2 separate regions of the Mus musculus genome follow, and region 1 is linked to region 2. A link is a loop called in an ENCODE intact Hi-C map of the cell type or tissue named here. Cell type or tissue: gastrocnemius. All regions are shown on one strand. Links, peaks and the distances in the headings refer to the core of each region. The heading gives the core; the rest is flanking DNA. Region 1 overlaps Gm16124 (predicted gene 16124). Region 2 overlaps Acat1 (acetyl-Coenzyme A acetyltransferase 1).

Region 1 (5,379 bases), core at 311-5,310, 79 kb after region 2:
CAGTGGCTCCTTGTACCCAAGCTCTCTTCTTGGAAATGGCCATCAGCTTGGAGGACCAAGTGTTGAGCCCTGTGTCCACCAAGGATTGAGTGGGTTTCCTCTCTACTCCCAGAGTTACCCTGGGTTTTTTGAGAGGGGGTCCAAGCCCTGTCTCCCCTAATCACTGTCTTTATCCAGGGCTAAGACCTTTGCCTTTTGGGGGTGCTTTTCCCAAGGCCTGGGACTTCCTGCTCCCAGCTTCTGTTTGTTAGCGCACTCTTGAGCCCAGCAGCCTCTCTCTTTGCAGTATGTGCACTGGTCATTTTTAAGGGATTTTCTGTCTCTCTCTGGTTGGAGTCTCTCTTCTCTGTTTTCCCTAACTACTGTAGCCCAGACTTTCTGTAGATTCCTACCCTGTCACTTTTCTTTCTTTCTCTTTCTCTGCTCCTTCTCTTTCTGTTACCCTGTAATGGTAAACTTTCTCAGCAACCTACACTAAATTCCTCAATGGCTTATCCTGTCTTTCTAGCCTCTGAATATTTTTCCTGATATCTCTACTAGCCTGGTCTATAAAAGCCACTGTCACAGTAGCTTTATGCTCTTTGCTGCTGGGGTCATGGGGTGTATATTGGGTAAATGGCTTCATGAGCTGCCCTAGAAGGGCTGCGGGTGACTCATCTGGTTTCTGCTTAACCTCACGTACTTCGTTCAAATTTGTGGGTTGTCATTCCGCCCCCTTGAGACCTGCCAGTGTAGCCTGGTGTTAGACCTTTGGGTGCCCCTTGCCTTTTGCCATATTAAAGTCCTAGTCAAGTCTAGTCAGGGAAGGCCCACTGTCCATGACAGCCTGGTCAATCAATGGTGCCCCCATGTCTCTGGCTTCTGGCCTCCTGCATTATAAATAAAACAATCTCAGAGAGATTAACTGGCCCTTTGGAAAAAGGGTGAGGGTGGTTGGGCTTTCCAGTTGTATAAGTTGTATAAGTCAGCCAAAGAGAAGGGCCAATATTGCATAGCCTGATTGCCCATACGAAGCCCATATGCCCTCAGTGAGAGAGCCATCGTGGTATCAAGAGAGGTGGCTCTCAGGTCTCCTCCCATCCCTCCCTCCGGTAAAGAGGGGGTGCAATGACCCCAGACTCGTATGGGCTGAGGATGCCAGAACTGGTGCCATGGGGCAAGGGTAGGGAGATTTGGAGGAGGAGGGTCTTGGAGTACTAGGTCTGCTGTTGAAGGGTCTTGGAGGACCAAAAGTTTCACAGGTCCAGATCTTTCTTCCCGTGCTTCTTTCTTCCTTACGGTCAGAACCTGTGTGGTGGGAAAGAATAATTAACTTGTCTTTCAGTCTGTCCAATGTCCAAAAAATGTCATCCACCCAAGCGGGGGCGGGGGGGGAATGGAGTCCATTGGAATTTTCTAGCAGCTGAGCTGACCTCTTCACCACCATAGTATGGGTGATTGACAGAATTGGGGCTCCAATTTGTGACTGGATGCTTACTTATTCTGTCTGATGGTTTCGGGGGGTGGAATGGGGATATGAACAAAAACAGAAACAAAAGACTCGACCAGGCTGACCTTGAACTCAGAAATCCACCTGCCTCTGCCTCCGGAGTGCTGGGATTAAAGGCGTGCGCCACCACGCCCGGCCTAGATGTGAATCTTACCCTGCAAAGCAAAACCTAATTCTTCCCTTCTCCCCAGAGGCTGCCACCTCCAAAACTATTTCCTCTCTGCCCCTTATCTAAAGATGACCTGCCCTGCCTTATTCTCCTGACCTCTCAACCCCCTGCCCTCAGGATCATTGGTATGTTCACGAGGGCAAAGGTTACACAGGGGAGGAAATTGAGGGGTTCGGAAACCCTGTGAGTATGTTTGGTAATAACACACCAAGACCAGTTGCAGGGAGGCAGATCAACTTTACTTGGAATGATTCAAGGCTTATGTAATTTTGGGAACTTGGGGTGGTAACATCCGGGATGGGTTAGGGTATTGAAATACCTCATCGGCAAAGGAAAGCTTTTCAAGCATTTCAGGAATCTTGGGTCCTGAAGGAGAAAGGAAGTTGAACCTATAATCTAACTAAGGCTAGGAGATATTCTGCAGGTAGACATGGAGGGATGGGGGATTGAATTCCTCAGACAAGGTCAAAGAAAGGGACCCCTGATAGACTTTGACCATAATTAGCAAGAGTTTTCCCTCAACTCTCTTCCTGTGGGATAGGAGTGATGAACCTGGAGATTGTTCTGGATTTTCTGATGTTTCCATTTGACCTGTTTGTTTGCCTTCTAGACCCTTTTGGTTCAGTGTCCATGTCAGGTTTATTCTACCTTAAGTAGCTACAGACAAGGCAAGACTTGTAGGTCGGTTCTTGAACCTGGTACTCTGGCTCCCTCTAATGGCCACTGTTCTGCTTGCAGTAGTGGAGATGGATGGAGAGTGTTCCAGCCCCTATTTAAGGTGTAACCGCTGTGGTGTAACAACTAACTCCCATGACAGGGACTGCTGTCTCACTTGGACTTGATACAAGAAGAGGACAGATTTGGTCTTCAAAGTGAGTTCCAGGACAGCCAGGGCTATTCCTGTCTCGGGAAAAAAAAAAAAAAAAAGGACAGATTCAAAGAATCACACTCCCAGCACTTCTTGTTTTGCTGGGTAGGATGGGTGTTGAGACAGGACATCTCTACATAGCTCTGACTGGCCTGAAACTCAGAGATCCACCTATTTGATTCAAGTTCCCAAGTGCTAGCAGTAAAGACATGCCTGGCTTCCCAGCATCTCTAATGCTGTTTTCTTATACATAGTTGCACATCTAGTTATCTACTTTTCCAGTACCAGAAAACTTCAAACAACTTTAGCTAGTCCAGTTATCATTAAATAGAAAAACAAAAGATAGAGCAGGATATAGTGGTGTGTTTAATTCCAGCACTCAGGAGGCAGAGGCAGGCAAATCTCTGTGAGTCCAAGGCCAACCTGGTCTACAAAGCCAGTCCAGGACAGCTAGGGCTGTTAAACAGAGGAACACTGTCTTGGAAAAAAAAGCAAAACAAAACAAAACAAAACAAAACGGAAAGAAAAGAAAAGAAAAGAAAAGAAAAAGGAAACCATATTTTTTCTTTTTTTTCTAGACAGGGTTTTTTTGTATAGCCCTGGCTGTCCTGCAACTCACTCTGTAGACCAGGCTGGCCTCAAATTCAGAAATCCACCTTCCTCTGCCTCCCCAGTGCTGGGATTAAAGGCATGTGCCACCACTGTCTGGCATGAAAATTGTTTTTAAATTCACAGTCAAAATTTTCAAAAATAAGAATGGACCAAATGAAAGTAATATTTTAGTAATGGGATTTAAAAGATTTTTTAAAACTACACAGAACTCAATTTCTTCTTTTAAAAATTATTTTACTAATTTGTGTGTGTGTGTGTGTGTGTGTGTGTGTGTGTGTGTGTGTCAGGGGTTTACCTGTATAGACGTCTATGCAGTGCGTGTGTGCCATGACACCAAGGTCATAAAGGACACCAGAGTCTTTGTGACTGTTACAGATGGTTATGAGCCATCATGTGGGTATGGGGAATTAAACTTGGGTCCTCTGGAAGAGCAGCCAGTGCTCTTAACTACCCAGCTATTGCTCCAACTCTCAGAATTCAGTATCTTTCTCTTTTTTAAAGATCTTCCTCCCCCCCACCCATACAAGTACAATGTAGCTGTCTTCAGACAAACCAGAAAAGGGCATTGGATCCCATTACAGATGGTTATGAGTCACCATGTGGTTGCTGGAAATTGAACTCATGACCTCTGGAAGAATAGCCAATGCTCTTAACTACTGAGCCATCTCTCCAGTCCCAAACTCAATTTCTTAATAAAATTAAATCAGGGGCTGGAGAGATGGCTCAGAGGTTAAGAGCACTGATTGCTCTTCCAGAGGTCCCAGTTCAATTCTTAGCAACCACCTGATGGGTCACAACCATCTATAATGTGACCTGATGCCGTCTTCTGGTGTGTCAGAAGACAGCTACAGTGTGCTCACATACGTAAAATAAATAAATAAATAAATCTTATAAATAAATAAAATTAAAACTAAAGTAAGTTTCATTAGAATATTTTTATTGTGTACAAGTATAATAGTTAAAATGCAATGATTGCATTCTCTCTCTCTCTCAACTTAAAACTTAGTAAGCTACTTACCTGTCTTACTTAGGGTTACTATTGCTGTGATGAAACTTGGGAGGGAAGTTTTTCCCTTACATGTCCTGAGTCACACAGTCCACTGAGGGAAGCCAAGGCAGGAGCTCAGAATGAGTGGGAACCTGGAGGCAGGAGCTGATGAAGAGGCACAGAAGAGTGTGCTTACAGGCTTACTCATGTTTTACACAGCCTGCTTTCTTATAGAATCCAGGGCCACCAGTCTAGGAGTGTCTGCACCCATAATGAGCTAGGCCCTCTCACATCCCTAATTTAAAAAGTGCACAACAGGCTTGCCTACAGTGAGTTTTTTTTTAATGAATTTATTTATTATATGTAAGTATACTGTAGCTGTCTTCAGACACCCCAGAAGATGGCATCAAATCCCCATTTCAGATGGTTGTGAGCCACCATGTGGTTGCTGGGATTTGAACTCAGGACCTTCAGAAGACCAGTCAGTGCTCTTAATCACTGAGCCAACTCTCAGCCCCTACAGTGAGATCTTATAGAAGCATTTCCTTCCCCTAAGATGACTCTAGCTTGTGTCAAGTTGACTTAAAATTAGCCAGCACATTACTTATATGCCATGGACTAGACTCAGTTGGTCCCTCAACCCAAGGGAGAACCAGGGTCAGGGTACTCAGGTGGCCAAAGAGTCTGCTAAATGACAGACACTAACACAAGGGAGTGCTGGATCTGAGTGTAACTTCTCAATGCAAGCATCAGACTTATATTACAGAAGAAAACAAGGAAGTTAGGTGACACATTAAGGTCATCTGATGCATAACGATTCTTTACACAAAACAGAAACCGGGCTGGCGAGATGGCTCAATGGGCAAGAGCACTGACTATTCTTCTGAAGGTCCAGAGTTCAAATCCCAGCAACCACATGGTGGCTCACAACCACCCATAATGAGATCTGACACCCTCTTCTGGTGTGTCTGAAGACAGCTACAGTGTACTTACATATAATAAATAAATAAATAAATAAATATTTTTAAAAAAACAGAGAAACATATACATAAAAGCAAGCAGGAACCAGGCAGTGTTTACAACTGGGATAAAAATCAGTGTTTACAACTGGGATTAAAATTAGCCCTACCTCAGGTCAGTTTATTCTTAGAAGCCAGGGGCAAGGGCTTTATGCCCTTGCCATAGTTCCAATTCTAGTCTATTGTATAATCCCTCTTCTCCCTAGGCCATTGTAAATTCCTGTATATGGGAGT
Region 2 (5,379 bases), core at 195-5,194:
TGGTACACATCTATAGTCTAGCACTTGGAAGGCCGAGGCAGGAGTCTCAGGAGTTCAATGGCATTGTCAGCTACACAGAGGGTTTGAAATCATCCTGGGCTACATGAGACACTGTCTCAGAAAACACAAATCAAACAAACAAAAAACGATAAGACTTGGACAATTTGACTGCACCTAACTTTGGAAGGTGGAGCTGGTAAGTTTGGAAAACAATTGACAACTTCCAACATAAAAGCATGGGGGTTTTTTTTCCTGTTTCCATTTTCTGTATGTTATGTGCATGAGTGTTTTGCCTGCATGTGTGTCTGTGTACCATGTACTTACTGTGTACACATGTGGCCTAATCCCCACAGAGGCTAGAAGAGGGCCTCTACGACCCTGGAACTGTAGTAGAGATGGTGGTGAGCTACACAGGGGTGCTGGGGGAACAGCCAGTCTCTCTCCAGCCCATAAGTGTGTTGTGAGAAGTGATGTGAGCACACCACACTTACTCTTGGTTTGGTTGTGATACACAGTAGGTACAACACCCAGGAATGAAGAGGATCTAATGAAGACCTCTGTCTTTCTCACCCCTGCCCTGTAACTTTGTATCTGTGGCTGTTTCAGTATCCTTCCATCTTAAAACTGATGAAGTGTTAGTTCTTAAATCCAGACATCAGCAGAAAACAGGCTCTGAGTGTCACAGTGTAGTCCCTGAGCGGCCTCTCCCTCACTCTTAGGTAAAGAGAAGATTTAACCAACAGGCCTCAAACTTGCATTCTCCTGCTCTATCTCATAAATGCTAAAATCCGGCACGTGCTTCATGGAAAAGAATCTCAGGGCTAGAGCTCAGTTCAAGCATCCACGTCAGACAGCTCACAGCCACCTGGAACTCTAGCTCCAGGGGAGCCACCATCTCTCCTGGTCGACACAGGACATGTCCACAAGTGGCATTTGTTTACACAAGCACACACACATAAATGAAAATAAACATTTAAAAAAATCAGAGGGCCCAGGCTGTGGTGGTACATGCCTTTTAAAATCCCAGCACTTGGTGGAAGGCAGAGGCAGGTGGATCTCTGGGAGTCCCAGGCCAACCTAGTCTACTGAGCAAGTTCTAGGGCAGCCAAAGCTAAACAGAAAGCCTTAAAACAGAGATGTCTCAAACAAACAAACAAAACCAAAAACAACACAATCTGGACAGATAGTCAATGAGAACACTTGATGCTCTCCCAAGGACCCAGGTTCAACCCACAGCATCCAGATGGTGGTTCAGAACCATTCAACAAGATATCTAATGTCCTTTCTGACCTCCGTGTGCACTAGGCAAGCATGTGCGGCACATACACACATGCAAGGCAAGTACTCATAAAATAAATACTTTTTAAAAGGAGGTGGGGGTTAGAAATGTGGCCCAGCCATTAGGAGCACGTGTTGCTCTCTCCTGGGACCCAAGGTTGATTTTCTGCTCCCACGTGGTGAGTCATAACTGTAACTCCTGTTCCAGGGGAGCCAGTGCCCTCTTCCGGCCGCTGAACCCCAGGCATACATGTGACGCCCAAATACATACAGGTAAAACATTCACACACATACAAAGGGAATAAAGAATGAATCTCACCACTACAATATAAATGTGCTTAGATATTTTAGTATTTTCTAGAATTTAGAGTTTTTCCAAGTAACAGATAAAACAAGGGGTTTCTTACCTGATGTCCACACATAAGACTTTGAGAGGCCATCATGATGGCTTTCATTCCTGAAGCACAAACCTTGTTTACTGTGGTGCATGGAGTGGAAATAGGTAAACCTAAAGCCAACATAAATCAGATTTTTGAAAAGTAGAAACAGTTTTCAAAAACAACTGTAAAATTAAAATAGAGCTTGTAACTATAATTTGCAAATTTCATTTCTATAAGAGCTGTGCATTTAATACTTTAGCTGGTCTTGACACTTTAATGCATACTAAGTATAAAAGCAAATGTGTGTTTTCATACCTGCGCCCAGTGTTGCTTGCCTGGTAGGGGCCTGTCCTTCACCCCCTTGGATGACATTGCCCATGTAGACTTCCTTCACTTCTTCTTTTGGAATCCCTTTTAAAAACAGCAAAAAAGGACTGTCCTGGATTTATTCAACCCATTTTTCTTTCCTTTTTAAGATTTTATTTGCTTTTATTTTGTATGTTGCAGGTGTTTTGCCTGTGTCTGTTATGTGCATGCAGTGCCTAAAGTGGCCAGAAGAGGGCATCGACTCGCCTGGAACTGAAGTTCTGGACAGCTGTGAGCTGCCATGTGGAAACTGAACCAAGCCCTCTGAAGAGCAGCGAGTGCCCTTAACCACTGAGTGAGCTATCCAGCCCCAGCCTTCAATTTATATAATCAAGATTACCAAGCAAATTCCATGACACAAGACAGGAATGGTTTCTTTTTCCTGTTAGTTTTGGATTCCTTCCTGTGTACCTATGACAAGGCATTTAGATATGGAAGAATCATGTCATTTCTAAGAGGAATATAGTCAGCAAATGTAAAATAAGTATGTGTCACCCATCATTTGTCCCCTCAATACCAAAACAGTTCAACCACTGACCTGCCTTCTCAATGGCTCCCTGAATTGCAGCAGTACCAAGTTTAGTGGCCGGCTGAGAGGCAAGGCTGCCCAGGAAGGATCCAATGGGAGTTCTTATAGCACTTACTATAACCACTTCCTGGCAAGACAGAAAAAGGTAAAAATTAGCATAGGCATACTCAAATTCTCTTTCATTTAATAAACATTCATACCCAGACAACTTATGAATAGTTATTTAGCAGCTGGAAAACACCATGACACACCACAATTTAAGGCACAACGGAAAGACAGGACAAGAGTGTGGCTCAGTGATAGAGTGCTTGTCAGGCGAGCACAAGGCCCTGGGTTCAATCCACAAATCCACAGAGGCTGGGAGGGGGCAGGGAGGAGCAGGTGTGGATACAACAGGGATACAGAGGGAGGTGAAGAAAGAAACTAAGGCAAATTCTAAAGCAGACATAAAAATCCTTCCCAGCAATTTCTGGGATGTTTAACAGCAAAGGCTTAAACTCGGGCAGTCTGCTCAGTCTGCCTTAAAACTCAGGCAGTCAAGGTGGCCTAGCGGTAAAGGTTTGCAATGAGCCCTGAACAACCTGAGCTTGATCCCAGGGGAAATGTCCCATGTGTATATGTACACACTGAGAGTGCGCACACACACACGCACACACACGCACACACACACACACACACACACGCACACACGCACACACACACGCATGCACACACGCACACATGCACACACACACACGCACACACACATGCGCACACACACACACACACACACGCATGCACACACACACGCACACGCACACGCACACACACAGGCCCCAAATAACTGTTTGTTTTGGGAGGGATTTTTTTTTTAAATAAATCTTTTTTTTAAAAGATTTATTTATTTATTGTATGTAAGTACACTGTAGCTGTCTTCAGACACACCAGAAGAGGGAGTCAGATCTCGTTACGGATGGTTGTGAGCCACCATGCGGTTGCTGGGATTTGAACTCTGGACCTTCGGAAGTCCAGTTGGGTGCTCTTACCCACTGAGCCATCTCACCAACCTGGGATTTTTTTTTTTTTTACACGTAACGCTGGCCACGTGGAACTTCCTACATAGACCTGACTAGCCATGAAATCAGAGATTACCCAACTCCTGAGTGCTAGGGTTAAAGATTTATATCCAGCAATAATAAAGTTTTTTTTTTCCCCAAAGACACTGTTGCAGTCTTCAGACACACCAGAAGAGGGCATCAGATCCCATTACAGATGGTTGTGAGCCACCATGCGGTTGCTGGGATTTGAACTCTGGACCTTCGGAAGTCCAGTTGGGTGCTCTTACCCACTGAGCCATCTCACCAGCCTGGGATTTCTTTTTTTTTTTTACACGTAACGCTGGCCACGTGGAACTTCCTACATAGACCTGACTAGCCATGAAATCAGAGATTACCCAACTCCTGAGTGCTAGGGTTAAAGATTTATATCCAGCAATAATAAAGTTTTTTTTTTCCCCAAAGACACTGTTGCAGTCTTCAGACACACCAGAAGAGGGCATCAGATCCCATTACAGATGGTTGTGAGCCACCATGTGGTTGCTGGGAATCGAACTCAGGACCTCAGGAAGAGCAGTCAGTGCTCTTAACCGCTGGGCCATCTCTCCAGCCCCAGTAATAAAGTTTTAAAAACTTTTATAAATGGTAACCTTACAATATAAAAAACAAAAAACTGCTTCAATAAACAACATTGAGGTTGAAGAAATAGCTCAACACTTAAGACTGCATGTTGTTTTAACCTGAGAACCAGAAATAAAATCACAGCACCTCTGTAACAAGCCAGGTGCCTCACAAACTCCTGTGACTCCACTACGTGAGGTCTGACACCTTATTCTGGCCTCTACACATGAAGCATGTGTAACCCGCCCCCCAGGCATGTATACATTCACACAGACACAGACACACACAGTATCTATCTGTATAAGTGAATGTTTTGGGGTGGCAGGGCTTGGAGAAGAGAGTGTCAGGTCCCTTGGAATTAGAGGTGCATGTGGTTAAGATCGACCTAACTTGATTACTAGGAATTAAGTACAAGTTCTCTAGAAGAGCTGCAAATGCTCTTAGCCATTAATCTATTAAACTAAAAAATAAACAACACTAACCAAAAGCTCCTTTACTACAGAACAAAGTCCTGGGCTAGCAAGCCATCTGTATGTGCTACAAGAACAGCACCAACTAGAACATAGCCAGAACCATAATTTCCTTAACTACAAAATGAAAAGTGCTAAGTCCTCGTCAATGCCATGAAACACACTCTCCTTGTGTTTGGTTCCTACAGTCTCCAAAAAGCACTGGATGCAGTAAAAGCATGGAAGACTTGGTCTCACTTTGGGAACCTATAAACAAAGGCAGAGATCATAACTAGGAAATGAAGCAAAGGTCTTCTGGGTTAACCCCTAGGCAGTCAGTTCCTCTCTTGCCGAGTCTCTCGTGTCCACTGCACTGCACCACCTACAGTGCAATGTGGGCCCCTCATAATAAAGGAAGTTTTGGAGGAAAACTGTTTCATAGTGTATTATAGGGAATTATTCACAGACTGAATGAACCACTTTTGTGATAATATAAGAACTTAGTATGTGAATTGTCAGCTTTCCCGAGCCACTGTATAATCCCATTAATCTTCAAATATATTCAAGACAAAAAACTGTATGCAGCTCTGTTTGATGTGATAGGGTTGGTGATCCTCAAGCCATGAGCCACCTTGCCTAGCAACATGTGAGTCTCTACTGGCAACACACCTTTACATTCTTGAAGGTGCAATTGAAACTTTACTTACATTCAAAGTGGGTTT

What was found. Peaks named below come from ENCODE experiments on the same cell type or tissue, not always from the same donor. Only the 100,000 strongest peaks of a DNase experiment are listed, where the experiment ranks them.
Region 1: a loop joins it to region 2, with 2.7 times the contacts of the local background. A loop is called at or near these places in 15 of 42 quality-filtered maps.

What each region holds. Positions count from the first base shown.
Region 1 is chr9:53,671,399-53,676,777 of GRCm38, forward strand. All of the region lies in intron 1 of Gm16124 (predicted gene 16124), which reads left to right. Among named protein-coding and RNA genes, the nearest start is that of Cul5, 6.6 kb to the left of the region's middle. In gastrocnemius, for the core only: a CTCF peak has its summit at 2,384 (motif pointing left); a DNase peak (open chromatin) is centred at 2,375; H3K27ac peaks cover 1,157 bases.
Region 2 is chr9:53,592,721-53,598,099 of GRCm38, forward strand. It overlaps Acat1 (acetyl-Coenzyme A acetyltransferase 1), which reads right to left. Exons shown (of 12, transcript NM_144784.3): 2 at 5,365-5,379; 3 at 2,563-2,680; 4 at 1,974-2,069; 5 at 1,686-1,786. Among named protein-coding and RNA genes, the nearest start is that of Acat1, 15 kb to the right of the region's middle. In gastrocnemius, for the core only: a CTCF peak has its summit at 2,204 (motif pointing right); a DNase peak (open chromatin) is centred at 2,223; H3K27ac peaks cover 368 bases.